2 separate regions of the Homo sapiens genome follow, and region 1 is linked to region 2. The links are chromatin loops, found by intact Hi-C in ENCODE. Cell type or tissue: A673. All regions are shown on one strand. Each heading gives the region's core, and the rest is flanking DNA. Links, peaks and the distances in the headings are about the cores only.

Region 1 (2,921 bases), core at 132-2,631, 400 kb before region 2:
CTCATAAAAGTTTAAGAAGTACTATTCTATTGTAAGTTCTTTGAGGGCAGGGATTACGTGTGGCACATAGCATGTGCTCAGTAGTATTTTTTGTTTGAATAAATGAATGGTGCCACATAAGAAAGTATTTTGTAAACTTAAGTCTTACATACACAGGACTTTAAGTATAGGACTTTAAGTCCTATATACACAGGATTGTGAAAGAACAGCGGTATAGATTTTGGGCTTAACTATAAAATCTTTTAGAGAAAGTTTGGACTGGCACTTATAGTCCTAGTTTACATATCGAAGCAAGTATATTTATTTTTCTTACATCTGAGTGACAATTCCATGAGGAAACCGAGTTTTAGATAGGAAATATAATAGTCCCTTAACTGAAATTGACTTTATAGTGAATTTATTAGCATGACAATTAATTATGAAACTTCTGAAGATTGACAAAATTTATTTGGTTCTATTTTCTGTAAGAGATAAGATCTTGATCAACAGCTAGGAAGCTGATGGTCAGGCTTTACGGGACAGGATTGGTAGATGTTGTATAGTTATTATCAACCTCTAACAAGGAAAACCCATCTAGTTTTCCACTTACAGTCTTCTGGCTTGAAATGCTTTAATTTATTCATTTAATCATTCTTCAAATCATCAAATATTTATCAAATTTGTCACTCTGACGAGTGCTGTGCCAGGACTTTCTGATGGATTGCCAGGTACAATATTCTTGAGGAGTTCCATATCAATACAATGACGACACCTTTTCAACTACATGGGCTAACAAAAGACTTTTTATGAATTCATGAATGTTAAAGTCTTAAAATGCTATTAAAATCAAACCACATTGGCTATATATTTAACAAGTCTGTTGAAAAGGGTAAAGTTATATTTTCCAGATAAATCCAGTCTATATGGTTAATACTTACAGAATAGGAATTGCTTGTACTTAGGGTTGCTCAAGGAATATAAGAGGGGTGTCCTGGCAATTTTCCATTTGCACCTACAGATCCATTTTTTACCCTATTTGTCTTGCTTTTTACTGGCAGCTGAACTCTACAGACTGTGCCACACAAGCCCTCTGGTTTCTGGTTTGGTCAATGGGAGGTACCAACAGAAGTTTGGAGGATGGGAGGAAAAGAGGACAAGTGTTTATTCCCCGGTCCTTTGCTGGGCCACATTTTGGCAGTGACTGTATTTCTTTATTTATAGTAACAGCCTTTGTCAGGCATCCCTTTCCAAGCTACAGCTCTTACAGGGTTCCACTAATAGCTCCCCTCCCCTGTTCCTTCAAGCTTAAGGTCTCCCATTGTTGCCAGTCCTTAAGTACTTTACCATTCCTTGTTGGTTCCCTTAACCATTCCCATCCCTCTATAAATTATCCCTTTATTAAGCTCTTGTTACCTTCTTAGAGTGTGCCATCTTTAGTAATAAAAGAAGAGGCCATAAATCAGCCAGTATCTAAGGACCGCCTGCTGAGGTGGCACTGTTAAGACATATAATACATGATCTTGCTCTTGAGACACTTACAGTCAGCCCAGTGAAGGAGATAAAACCAACACATGTGAAGCAATTAGGAAACACTACACATTGTCATCTAATGAGATACTCCGTTTGTTTGCCTCTTACTAACATTCACCCTTCTTCTGGTAACCATCCCCTGATTTTCCTCTTCTGTTACTTCAGTCAATGTCTTTTGGGTGGAGTGAACTTCATTTTCAAAAACATTAATGACATGAATCAGACCTGAGCTACTGGATTCCTCTAGCCACATATCCCAATCAGAGCCAGTGAAATGTAAGAAGACTATTGCTGGCACCTGTGGGAAGGAAGCATGCACTCTTCCACTGAGATTGCTAACAGTAAGGATTATGTAAACTGGAGCTGTCAGCAGCCACCACATGGAGCCTAAAAATGAAGCCAGCACACAAGACAGAGTCAAGAGATGAAAAGAAATAGAATTCTAATGACATTGCTTAAGCCCTTGGATCAAACTATGCCTTAAGCTAAATATATAACTAGTTTTTCACTAAAATAGCTCTAACAATTCATAAATTGATACCAGGAATGGGGATTAGTAACAGAAAGATCCAGAAATGTTGAAGTAGCTGATTCAGATGAGGCCTCATTGGTATCAGGCTGGGACTTCGATACCAAAGCAGTAGGTTAAACTGGCACCTGTTGTATAGTGGGATTCAGAACATGTGCCTATCAAGGATAAAATGTAAAAGGGCCTGTTGTTAAAAGGTCGGATACTAAAATATATCAACTATTACTTGTTAGTTTTTAGTAATGTCCTTTAAGAAAGGCTCAAACTTAGGACTAAGATTGATTTATCTAAGGCAGAGAGGAAAAGATACCACTTTGTTACAAGTGAACATTTTTGCTTATAGGCTGCAATAAAAGATGACAGAAACATCAATAATCTGGAGCCATAAAGGGTTGAAAAAGCCCCAAGAGGATGTTAATGTTAATGAAGGCAAGAATGGATAACATTGGCACTAGGGAGAAGTCTTAATACACTCAGGCCTCTTTCAAGCAATTCCTGCCTGCTGAGAAAGGTAATAGTTATTCCACTCTACTCCCTCCACCACCAGCTCACACACCATCATCACTCCCTCCCCTTGCAAACCCAGTGGCTATTGTTTCAAATTGTTATCAGGCAGAAACCAAAATAGAGGCCTCTAAGTTAGAATACCAAGGCCTATTACTAAAAGACAAAAATGCTCAGATGAAAATCTAGATTCAAAGACTGAAGCTTAAAAAAAACCCTCTGGCTTTGGAATTCTCCCCCTATGGAATTGGCCAGATGCAAATAGACTAGAAGTTTACTAAGAATTAAAGAAAACTGGGCGAGGCACAGTGGCTCATGCCTCTAATCCTAGCACTTTGGGAGGCCGAGGCAGGCGGATCACCCGAGGTCAGGAGTTCAA
Region 2 (2,921 bases), core at 108-2,607:
ACTGCCCAATCAACTTGCTATTCTTTCTTCTTTCTAGACATGAGTCTTCAGTCTCCTGCCCTCAGCTTAGCTGGAAGCTGGATGACAGCCACATTAAGAGGCTTTCTGCAAGTGGCTTTTGGATGAAAAGGGGGCCTCTCAGGTACTCCACTCTCACGTTGCAGGCTCTGCAGCAGCTGGTCTATCTGGTGGCACTGGGAGTAAGTAGTATGGGAGACCCCTCCATGCCGGGGTCCCCTGGAGTGTCCTCCTCATAGCGTGAGGGTTCTTCTCAGGGATACTGAGGATAATTCACAATGGCTTTGTAGTTGCAATATTCTTTTTTTATTTCTTAAGTTTCTGTGTCCCAAATTTTAGTACAAATAAACATTTATATACATGGCAAGAAAATATGATCCATGCTAATCATTTAGTAAATGTGTGATTTCTTGTGATTTCACCTTGTCTAGTGTCACCCTCTTTGAGGCAGGGCAATCAATCAGGACATTAGCCATTTACTCTCCCTCACCTTCCAGCTACTCCTCACTCTTATCATCCGACTTTGAATGGGAGCCTCGCTCCTTCACCCTGAGCCGTCCATCAAGACCCAGCACTAGGGCCAGGTCTGGTGACGGTGGCCAGACTGCTCACACTGCTGCCCCAGAACATCCAGGTACTTTTAAACACTACTTGCTTAGGGCTTTCTGTGGCGTTGGACTGACTGAAAAGGCTAGGGGGGTGGCCATAATTGGTCCCACAGGCTTAGTATTTGAAAGTGTGGGTAGTAACCTCTAGACTCCCGGCCTGATGATGCGAGAACCTCAAGCTCTGAAAACTGGTGGGTCCAGGACAGCCCAGCTCCCGGCCAGTCTGATTAGGTGGGAGGGGAATAGAACAGGATCCCACCTGGTCCTTCTCTACCTCCATCCCCAGAAACCCCATCAGGGGTTGTTAAATATCTCAGATTAGCTCACCAATAAGTCTCAGGATATATTCACTGGCGAAAATGGCATGAAATGCACAGACATTAAGTTCTTAATATTTATCTTCTCCAAAGGGGTTTAACATTACTAAAAACTGAAAATAAACTCAACATAGCTTGCATTTTAGAAATGGTCCTGTAGATGTGTGATAAAGATGATCCTTTTCAATCTGCTAAGCAAATGTTTTAGAATCTGTGAACCCAAGGCTAATTCAGCCAGAAAGCGTGTTCTGCAGATTGCAAGCCTTGGCTCCCTCTAGTGGCCCTGACTGAGCCTTCGTTCCCGGCTTAAAATGCCCAGGACTTAAGAACTGTATGGGGATTTCAAAGCTCAGCTCAGCTAGCACCTCTTCCTTTTAATGCTCTGGTGACTCTTGACTACATGTATGTCCTCCCAGTATGAGCAACTTTGTTATTTTCTGTTGCTAACAACTAGCATTTTTTATATTCAGTTTATAAGTGAATTGTTTCTTGTGTATTTTCTTTCCCCCCAAAAAGTCACAATTGTGTCTTCGAAATGGGAAACACAGTATCAGGCATACAATACTAGCTAATACTTTAAATTTAGGAATTATAATATTAGAGTTAGTAGAAATGTTTGTATGTTAAGAAAGCTTCTCCTTTCACAAAATAAGAAACAGATCCGAGAATCACTGCTCTGTTCATTCCACGAGTGTCTGTCAAGTGAAACTTCCAAGTCACTATGCTGGGTACCATGGAGGAGACGGAGACATTCAGGAGATAAGCCCAAATCTCATGGACCTTTCAATGAGGCATGAAAAAAAGGACAGGTGCACCAATCATCAAAGATAGAAACCCCTAAGGAAGGTAAAAGTAAAGCCTGAGGGATCTCAGGTGAGGGAGGTAATGAGTCAGCTGAGGGACTCAGCATGGTGTTATGGAGAAGGTGGACCTTGACCTTGGCTTTGAAGGATGTGTAATATTTGATTATGTGGAATAAGGGGAAAGTGTGGTGGTGTGAAAGCACATCCAGGGAGGGTACTGTAAAGGGAGAATATCAGAAACTAAGACATGAGTGCCTTAGGGTCAAACTACAGAAGGTCTTTTTATTTTATTTTTATTTAAGAGAAGATCTCACTCTGTTGCCCAGGCTGGAGTGCAGTGGTGTGATCATGGCTCACTGCAGCCTCAAACTCCCTGGGCTCAGGTGACCCTTCCACCTCAGCCTCCTGAGTAGCTGGGACTACAGGTGCACACCACCATGACAGGCTAATTTTTGTATTTGTTGCAGAGATGAAGTGTCACCATGTTGCCCAGGCTGTTCTCAAACTCCTGGGCTCAAGCAATTCTCCCGCCTCAGCTTCTCATTTACTTTAGTTTCTTAAGAGACAGGGTCTTGCTGTGTCACCCAGGCTGGAGTGCAGTACCATGATCGTGGGTCACTGGAGTCTTGACTCCTGGGCTCAAGCAATCCTCCAACCTCAGCCTCCCGAGTAGCTGGGACCACAGGAGCATGCCACAATGCCCAGCTAGTTTTTATTTTATTTTATTGTAGAGACAAGGTCTCACTGTGTTGTCCAGGCAGGTCTCAAACTCTTGGGCTCAAGCGATCCTCCCACCTTGGCCTCTCAAAGTACTGAGATTATGGGTGTGAACCACCATGCCTGGCCTACAGAAGGTCTTGAATGGCAATGAAGAAGCTTGTATTCTGTTGAGCAGGAAGCGGGACTGGAGGAAGAAATTGTAAAAATTCCAGCTTCTTGAATATGTATTTGGCTCCTTTTAAAAAAATGGATTCTCCATCCAGCTGTCCATTTATCATTTATAGAGAGATTAATATAGGAGATTCTGGTGGGGACTAGATATCTGCTAAGTTTACTTCTTAATCGATATTACATGATTGGGATTTTTGAGCCATAAATTGACCCTACATTATAGGAGGGAAGACCTTGCATTTTTTTTGTACTTAGTAGGTGCTCAATGAAGGCTTCCTCAATTA

What was found. Peaks named below come from ENCODE experiments on the same cell type or tissue, not always from the same donor. Only the 100,000 strongest peaks of a DNase experiment are listed, where the experiment ranks them.
Region 1: a loop joins it to region 2, with 3 times the contacts of the local background. A loop is called at or near these places in 7 of 110 quality-filtered maps.

Annotation. Positions count from the first base shown.
Region 1 is chr15:56,891,761-56,894,681 of GRCh38, reverse strand. The region is part of intron 2 of TCF12-DT (TCF12 divergent transcript); the gene reads left to right. Among named protein-coding and RNA genes, the nearest start is that of LINC03065, 6.2 kb to the right of the region's middle. RefSeq lists an enhancer at 2,272-2,831. In A673, for the core only: no CTCF peak of the experiment used is centred there; a DNase peak (open chromatin) is centred at 1,401; H3K27ac peaks cover 841 bases.
Region 2 is chr15:56,489,617-56,492,537 of GRCh38, reverse strand. LOC105370832 (a long non-coding RNA gene) reads left to right here. Exons shown (of 4, transcript XR_007064652.1): 4 at 38-390. Among named protein-coding and RNA genes, the nearest start is that of MNS1, 26 kb to the right of the region's middle. RefSeq lists an enhancer at 1,053-1,347. In A673, for the core only: a CTCF peak has its summit at 1,226 (motif pointing left); a DNase peak (open chromatin) is centred at 1,217.